Linked DNA regions of Homo sapiens: region 1 is linked to region 2. A link is an interaction called in ENCODE POLR2A ChIA-PET data of the cell type or tissue named here. Cell type or tissue: GM12878. All regions are shown on one strand. Each heading gives the region's core, and the rest is flanking DNA. Links, peaks and the distances in the headings are about the cores only.

Region 1 (4,394 bases), core at 199-4,198, 260 kb after region 2:
CAAACCGTGATAAAGGTGAAACTTTCAATCAGATCCACAGACTATCGCCTGACGTCCAGGCTGAGCTCATAGAGACATTTTTACTTAGTTGATCATTTTTTTCAAAGTAGAATTAAATTGGGAGATTTCATTTAAAAATTGGTGGTTTCTGGCATCACTTAGAAAATGAAAGCATCTGGGAGCTGTGGGCCTGTGTTTATGAACAAAGAGCTGACAGCCTCTCTCTCTGGATCTGTCTGAAGGATCTGAGTGGGTTCCGGGGTTGCCCAGGCTCACACCTGCCTCCCCACACCCCACTGCACTCAACCCACCTCACTCTTGACCTCTGGTCAGGACCTTCCAAAAATATGCGGAGGAGGAGGCTCATTCCATAAGCAAAACATTTCCGATTTTCTCTTAAGGGAGTAAATCTCTGTTTCAAAATATACCCATTCACTATATTTGAGATCACTTAAATTTTCTTTCAGAAAAACCAACAAAAGAAAACAAAAGTATTTTGTGTGATAATGCAGAAACATATTTGACTAAAAAAAATTACACAGGGTCAGAAATATTGTTTCTGGGATCCAAACACAGTACCTGCCTTTCAACGTAAATGCATGAAGACATCTGCTTAAACTCTGAGGCAAACCAGTGGTCCACGACCTGAGCCACGACACTGTGGAAGCTGCCATGCTGGGTTAACACGCCCATGGAGCATCTCGTGCCATGTGTCAGCAGTCCCAGGCCAGTGGCCACAGTTTTGAGGCATTTCCACTTACTTTCAGTAAATCCACCCGTCAAAGAAACGAACCACCCCCAAATGTGGAGTGAATCTTTTTAATAATCATGCACATTCCATATCCAATTATAGTGTCATACTTTCTCATGCATTTTTTGATACAGATATGCATACAGAGTCTAATATGTAATCTCATTTCTGTTCTTGAATGAATGTCATTAACTAATTGACCTACTAATGCTGTCCTGGCATCCAGTTTTGTTATGTAAGCATCAAGCAATACCTGCCCTATGTGTTACCACACAGGAGTTTTGAACACTTTTGGAAATATCTTTAAGCATAAAAAAAGCCTCTGTTTAAAATCACTGTATTCTCACTCAAAGTACTCGAGGGCAACTGTTTTCACTCACTGGAATTCATTTCACGTTAATGAGTTATTAATTAAGGCTGAAGGTCTGAAGTTCTCATTTGTGAAACAAGCTGGATAACTTTTTTGATTGCTTGAGGGGTAAGGATCCTGACATCAAGACAAGCTAGGATACAAGTGCACCAAACACTGTTCTAAACACAGTCCAGGTCAGCTCGAAGCAGTCCTGCCGAGGTGGAGGCCTCATACCCAGCAACCAGGCTGAAGGGCAGGGGACCTAAACCCACGTGGCCGCCGACAGTCAACAAAGACACCAAGCTCTGCTGCTACTGTGTTGATTAGTTAAATCACATTTTCACACCTAGACCTGATAGCTAAGACGGTGAGTTTAAGGAAACGCCCAAGTGCTTGCTACCCAGGCATTAAAGTTGCCAGTTCAGGAAGGCTAATAGAAATAGAGCTACATTCAGAAATGCCATGAGGATTGCAAGGTGCGTGGGGTCTGCAGGAAGCCACGCCCCAACCCTCAGCCCCAGTAATGCCCAGGAAAGAGAGCCTCTGGATTGTCTCCATCAGGGACCACCTCAACACACAGCCGTTTTGCTACAGAATTTCATTCCCGTGTCTAAGGAGTAAGATATGAAGCTGGGGTCGTTTAGATGTGGGAAAACTCTGCGCACCATCGTTGGAAATGTTCTTTGCAGGCATGTCTGTATTTCCCTAGAAGGAGGAGATTGTAAAAGCCAGATTAGAATGCCCTCCTTCCTGGAGTAGACGAGGTGAGTCTAACAAGTGGTCCTAATTCACCAACCTCAAGTCACGCGCAAATACAAGGGTCTTAAAGGAAGCTTCTACCCCGGAAGCCGAGGGTACACTTATACTCGGGGATAAGTACAAGGATGTGGCCTACTTTGGGGGGTGAGTACTCTCCATTCTTCCCTTCCCTTCCATCCTTCCCTGACTTCCACTCTCCCTGCTGCTACCAGCACATCCCACCCCACTGTTGCTGGCAGCCAGCTCTCCACGGGCCTCAGTTTCTTCTTCCTCTGGGTGTGGACACGGGCAGGTGCTCTCTGCTCTGTGTTATTTTGCAGGGGATGTGGACAGAGTAAACAGACTGGTACAACAGGGGTAATGTCTACTTTAAGAGGGAGCACATCTGTTTGCTGTCTGGGACAGTAAATGTCGCTCTCCACAGCAAACTTTGGACAGGCTTGCTTACGTGCTCTTATTAAACACATGGGGTTTCCTAAGCTTGGGGTTCCTCTTACAACATGAGTTACTGTGTGTGCTGGTGTCACCCTGTGGGAACTGAGGCTTGGGAAGCCAGTGCATGACAATGCTGATACTCTCACTATTGCTATTGCTGCAAGAGACTGTCATTCATTTTGATCCAGGAGTCTCATCACCCAGGAACCTAGGGCAGGCTAACCTGCTAACTCGCGAGTAGGGGAAGATGGGACCCGGTATGCAGAAGCTGCCGCCTATTCTAACATTGACCTTCTAGCGGGCCGAGCAGCCGCATGGAACTGAGCCCCTACTGCATTGGGCACAATGAAGGAAGGAGTCCCTGTCTTAGGGAACCTACAATCTAGTCTAGTAGAAGGTATACAGCAGATCCACATGTGGCCCAAACGCAAGGCAGAGTAACACAAGAGCAGCCAGAAAGTATGAGGGTCAGGGAGCCCACCGCTGCTGGAAGGTACAGGAGAGGCTCCAGGGGACACTGCAGCTTTTAGACTTTGGAATTAGGCCCATCTAGATAAAGAATAGATGGAAAGGGGAGATACTGCCTTAAGTCTACCTAAGATACTACCTTAAGATACTACCTTAGACTTAAGGTAGTATCTTGCAAGGGATGTTGACAGAATGAACAGACTGGTGAGACAGGGGTAGTGTCTACTCCCAGCGAGGGGGGCACATCTGTTTGCTGTCTGGGACAGTAAATGTCACTCTCCACGGCAAACTTTGGACAGGCTTGCTTACGTGCTCTTATTAAACACGGGGGTTTCCTAAGCTCGGGGCTGTCCCAGGACAACCTACACCACTCTTCTAATTGACTTACTGGATGCAAAGCTTTCATAAAACATTTCAAGTCCACTTCTTTTTTTTTCCTCCTTTAAGATTTCTCTTCTCCTTTCACATCTTTCAGATTTAAATCATACAGATGCACATAAACATGGCCACCAAAAAGTAGGTGCTAGAATGTTCAGAGCAGCACTGCTCATAACAGCCCCACGCTGGGAATGACGGCACTGTCCATCACTGTAGGTACATCACGGCACAACGGAACATTACCCAATGACAACAAGGAACTACTGACACGGGCCACAACTGCGGTGACATCACACACAGAACACAGAGCCGGAGACAAGCACGAGAGTGCCAACTGTTAGGATCCCGTCCAAGGACAGGCGAAACCCATCTACGGAGTGAGAAATCAGATGGTGGTCACCCTTGTGAGTGGGGTGGGGTGGGGTGGGGGTGCACGGGACAGGAAGGGGTCCATGAGGGCTGGCTACCTGCTGCTTCTGGATGTGAGTGGCGGCCCCTGTAAACGTGGCTATGACTTATGATTCTGTGCGTCTTATGTGTATGTTGTACCAGTAACACTTATCCAAAAACCTAGAAAATGTCATTGGAATGGCTTGTGAATGCAGAGGTCAGGTCAGGAAGTGTAAGAGACAGAACAGGGTTGTACAAGGAAACAGCTGTACCAGCAATAAGTCCTTAAAAAGTGGCCCAGCCCCAAACAGTATAGGATGCTGGCTTCCACAGGAAGGCAGTCATAAAAGGACCTTTTCGGCATCGTCCCCCAAATATTATTTGCGTTACCATGAAATACATGACTGACGACATGGCCCATTCTGAACTCAGAAAGAGTGTTTCCTCAAATACCCCATCTACGGATCAGCTGGTACTCGCCCCGATTAGCAGGGGGTGACTGCATTACCATGCTAATCCATGTCCTCGCTGCGCCACTTCCTTGATATGGATATGTGTGTGTGCTTACTGAGCTGCCTTGATTAGTGCAAGCTTCCATGTGTCAAAAGCGCCAGATTCTTTCCAAAGAATAATTTTAGCTGTACTTATATCCCTAAAGTGGAAGAGTTGATTTGAAAAGGTACTTACCTCCACCATATGCTATTTTTCTTTACACAATTTGCATTTCAAAGTGAATATGGCATTTATATCTGAATGAATATCAGTATGTTGCCTGAACTGATCTCAAATGAGCATGAAAAAGATGCTGGTTTTCTATTGAACAAGAATGTTTTCATCCACCAAATGACATCAAAGACAGAA
Region 2 (4,394 bases), core at 258-4,257:
ATCCCCTTCCCACAACTGCATCCAGCAGCTGAGCAATCCTGTATTTCCCCTCCATATTGCCCTAGTAGAGTTTCTCTATGGAGGCTCTGTCCCTGTGGCAGGCTTCTGCCTGGGCACCCAGGCTTTTCCATACATTCTCTGGAATCTAAGTGAGAGCTGTCAAACCTCCTTCACTCTTGCATTCTGTGCACCTGCAGTCTTAACACCATGTGGAAGCCGCCAATGTATACGGCAGCTTGTGCTCTCAAAAGCAGCAGCCCAAGCTGTACCTGGGCCCCGTTGAGCTGATGTTGGAGCCAGAGTGGCCAGGATACGGGGAACAGTGTCCTGAGGCTGTGCAGGGCAGCAGGGCCCTGGGCCTGCCCCACAAAACCATTCTTTCCTCCTAGTCCTCTGGGCTTGTGATGGGAGGGGCTGCCTTGGAGATCTCTGAAATGTGCTTTTTCCCATTATCTTGGACATTAGCACTAGGCTCCTTTTTAGCCATTCTAATCTCTCTAGCAAATGGTTGCTTAATGGCCTGCTTGTATTCCTCCCTTGAAAATGTTTTTTCTTTCTCTGCCACACAGCTAGGCTGCAAATTTTCCAAACTTTTATGCATTGATTCTCTTTCAAATATAAGTTGCAACTTTACGTCATTTCTTTGCTTCCCTGTCTAACTGTAGGTTGTTAAAAGCAGCCAGGCTGCCTCTTGAACACTTTGCTGCTTCGAAATTTCTTCTATCAGGCTGGGCACAGTGGCTCATGCCTATAATCCTAGCACTTTGGGAAGCCAAGGTGGGCAGATCACTTGAGGTCAGGAGTTCGAGACCAGCCCGGCCAACATGGTAAGGCCCCATCTCTACTAAAAATACAAAAATTAGCCAAACACAGTGGCAGGTGGCTGTAATCCCAGCTACTTGGGAGGCTGAGGCAGGAGAATTGCTTGAACCCAGGAGGCAGAGGTTGCAGTTAGCCAAGATCATGCCACTGGACTCTAGCCTGCACGACAGAGCAAGACTCCATCTCAAAAAAAGAAAAAGAAAAAGAAAAAAAACAGACTTTCTTCTACCAGATACCCTAAGTCATCATTCTTAAGTTCAAATTCCACAAAGCCCTAGAGCATGGACACAATGCAGCCAAGCTCTTTGCTTAGGTATAACAAGGGTGACCAGTTATACCTTTGCTCCCGTTCCCAGTAAGTTCCTCATTTCCATCTGAGACCTCCTCAGCCTGGCCTTCACTGTCCATATCACTATCAGCATTTTGTCACAACCATTTAACCAGTCTCTGGGAAGTTCCAAACTTTCCCTCATCTTCCTGTCTTCTTTGGAGCCCTGCAAACTCTTACAAACTCTGCCCATTATCCAGTTCCAAAGTCGCTTCCACATTTTCAGGTATCTTTATAGTAACACCCCACTCTTTGGTACCAATTTTCTATATTAGTCTGTTCTTACATTGCTATTAAGAAATACCTAAGGCTGGGTAATATATAAAGAAAATAGTTTTAATTGCCTCAGGGTTCTGCAGCTTATACAGGAAGCATGGTGTCAGCATCTGCTCCTGGTGAGGGCCTCAGGAAGCTCAATCATGGTGGAAGGTGAAGGGGGAACAGGCATGTCACATGGTGAAAGCAGGAGTGAGAGCAAGAGGGGGCAGGTGCCACGTTCTTTTAAACAACCAGATCTCACGTGAACCACCAGAGCAAGAATTCATCCCTCACCAAGGGGATAGTGCTAAGCTATTCGTGAGGGATCTGCCCCCATCACTCAAACGCCTCCCACCAGGCCCCACCTCCAACAGTGGAGGTTACATTTCAATATGAGATTTTGAAGGGAAAAACATCCAAACCATATCAATAAGAAGAAGAGAAAGAGCCAGTCACAGTGGCTCACACCTGTAATCCCAGCACTTTGGGAGGCCAAAGCGAGTGGATACCTTGAGCCCAGGAGTTCGAGACCAGCTTGGGCAATATGGTGAAACTCCATCTTTACCAAAAATACAAAAAATTAGCCAGGTGTGGGGGCATGCACCCATAGTCCCAGCTACTCGGGAGGCTAAGATGGGAGGATCACCTGAGCCTGGGAGGTGGAGTTTGCAGTGAGTCAAGATGGCACCACTGCACTCCAGCCTGGGTAACAAAGTGAGACCTTGTCTAAAAAAAAAAGAGAGAGAAAGAGAACAAAAAGAAAGAGGAGATAGAGAAGGAGGAAGAAGAGGAGATGGAGAAGGAGGAAGACAAGGAGGAGGGAGACAAAACCAAGAAAAGGAAAGGAGGCAATTAGAGAAGCAGGGAGGGAAAGAAGGAGAGAGGGAGGTAAGCTAGTTGATAAACATCTAAAGAGGCATTCTACTTTAAGACTAGAATTATCTTGGCTTACTTCTTTTCCAGTGAACAAAATATATTCTGGTTTGTTTGTTGGTTGGTTTGTTTGTTTTATTAAAGGGTCTAAAAACGTTTTCCTTTCTTACACAGTTCACACTGAACATCATTCTTTTTCTCACTGAGTGTATTACCTAAACTCAATTCTACAAGGCCTAAATTATTTCCTTTAATTTCAAATTTAGTTTTTAATGACACATTCACACAGCTCAAAATTCAGAAAGTAACAAAAGAGTAAAGGATGCGTTTACTGGCTGTTTCTACTTTAAAAAAAAAAAAAAAAGATAGCAGAGGGCCGGGCACAGGGGTTCATGCCCGTAATCCCCGCCTTTTGGGAGGCAGGAGGATCATTTGAGCCCAGGAGTTCAAGACCAGCCTGGGCAACACAGTGACACCTTATCTCTACCAAAAATTTGAAAATTCACCGGGCATTGTGGCATGCGCCTGTGGTCTCAGCTACTCAGGAGGCTGAAGCAGGAGGATCACTTAAGCCTGGAAGGTCAGGGCTCCAGTGAGCTATGATTGTACCACTGCACTCCAGCCTGGATGACAGAGTGAGACCCTGTGTCAAAGAAAAAAAAAAAAAGACAACAGAGGAATATTTTGCCTCCAACTTTTATTGAATGTCTTTGATTATTACTTGTCATTTGACGACAGAGAATTAAAAAAGAAGTGGCTGGGCACAGTGGCTCACACCTGTAACCTCTGCACTTTGGGAGGCCTAGGAAGGTGGATTGCTGGAGTTCAGGAGATCAAGACCAGCCCGGGCAACCCTATCTCTGCCAAAAATACAAAAAATTAGCCAGGTGTGGTGGCACATGCCTGTGGTCCCAACTACTCAGGAGGCTGAGATGAGAGGATCGCTTGACCCTGGGAGGCAGAGGTTGCAGTGAGCTGAGATCGTGCTACTATACTCCAGCCTGGGTGGCAGAGTGAGACCCCATCTCAAAAAAATAAAATACACAAATGAAGCTCTCCACTAATATTGGTCCTGGGGAGGCTGGCCTCTGTCCGCACCAACCATGTCCAGGACAGGACGAAACATTCATGGTTGGACCATCAGACACAATCCACAGTCCACAGGCAATTAGTACACAGACCCAGTACTGTGTGACGTGTTATGTTTAAAACTCTGAACCCAGCATTAGGCCTGCCTTTTTAGTATATTTACGTTGATTTAAGTTACTTGATAATCATCGACTCAGTATGGTTTAAAGAAAATCAAAGCCACTGACTCTTTAAGTCTATGGAGCATTTGCTGATCCCAGTTAACTGTATATAATTGTCAAATTTCCAATCTCTGAAATGACCCTTTGGACACACACTGATGGGGCAGGCTGTTGAACTTTTGCAAAGAACACTTAACCTTCTGCAGAAATGGTGTAAAATACAGGCTTGCGGAATGAGCTGGTCCACTCCAGTGCCCCCACCTCCTGTCCACGCCAGGCACCTAAGAAGCTGCTCAATCACTACAATTTCGGGTGCTATTAGCTTGCCAAGTGCTTTTCATCTTTTAAGGGCTGCCCAAGGGCCAAGGGATAAATCAGGAATGTTGTATCTTTTATTCCATTATTTTAAGGATAAATTACTGCTTAGTCAAATTTGTTATGTCCAGATGGGATATGCAGAAACCCCTGTATTTCAATTATGGTCAATACTGCATCTCATTTCTAGGATTTAAGTGTAGTTTGAGAACATCAAAATCCTTTTCAAACTCCGGGATTTGCGTTGAAATTGTTAACATCTTTCTCTGTTAAAACAAAAATTAATTTCACTAAATTGCTAAAATAAGCCTGAGGAATCTAGAACCCTGCGGAAGATTGAATAGGTATTGAAATTCATTTTCAGAGAGGCCTGCAGGTGGCGCCATAAGCAAACGGTCTTACCCTCTCCCACCAACCTACTCTCCCCAGAATTTAAAAAGGAGGAAAACAGGAAGATCTTAGCTCACATGATAAAGGGGAGGGGAGCCTACGAAAACTACAGATTCGTAAACTATCATATAGAATCGTGCTGCCATAATAAAAAATTC

Evidence for each region. ChIA-PET counts read pairs that join two places held together with the same protein. Peaks named below come from ENCODE experiments on the same cell type or tissue, not always from the same donor. Only the 100,000 strongest peaks of a DNase experiment are listed, where the experiment ranks them.
Region 1: POLR2A ChIA-PET joins it to region 2 with 10 read pairs; 2 of 35 experiments call an interaction of 5 or more read pairs at or near these places.

The regions. Positions count from the first base shown.
Region 1 is chr2:235,922,689-235,927,082 of GRCh38, reverse strand. All of the region lies in intron 11 of AGAP1 (ArfGAP with GTPase domain, ankyrin repeat and PH domain 1), which reads right to left. Among named protein-coding and RNA genes, the nearest start is that of GBX2-AS1, 240 kb to the left of the region's middle. In GM12878, for the core only: no CTCF peak of the experiment used is centred there; a DNase peak (open chromatin) is centred at 2,392.
Region 2 is chr2:236,180,888-236,185,281 of GRCh38, reverse strand. All of the region lies in intron 1 of GBX2-AS1 (GBX2 and ASB18 antisense RNA 1), which reads right to left. Among named protein-coding and RNA genes, the nearest start is that of GBX2, 15 kb to the right of the region's middle. In GM12878, for the core only: a CTCF peak has its summit at 4,228 (motif pointing right); no DNase peak of the experiment used is centred there.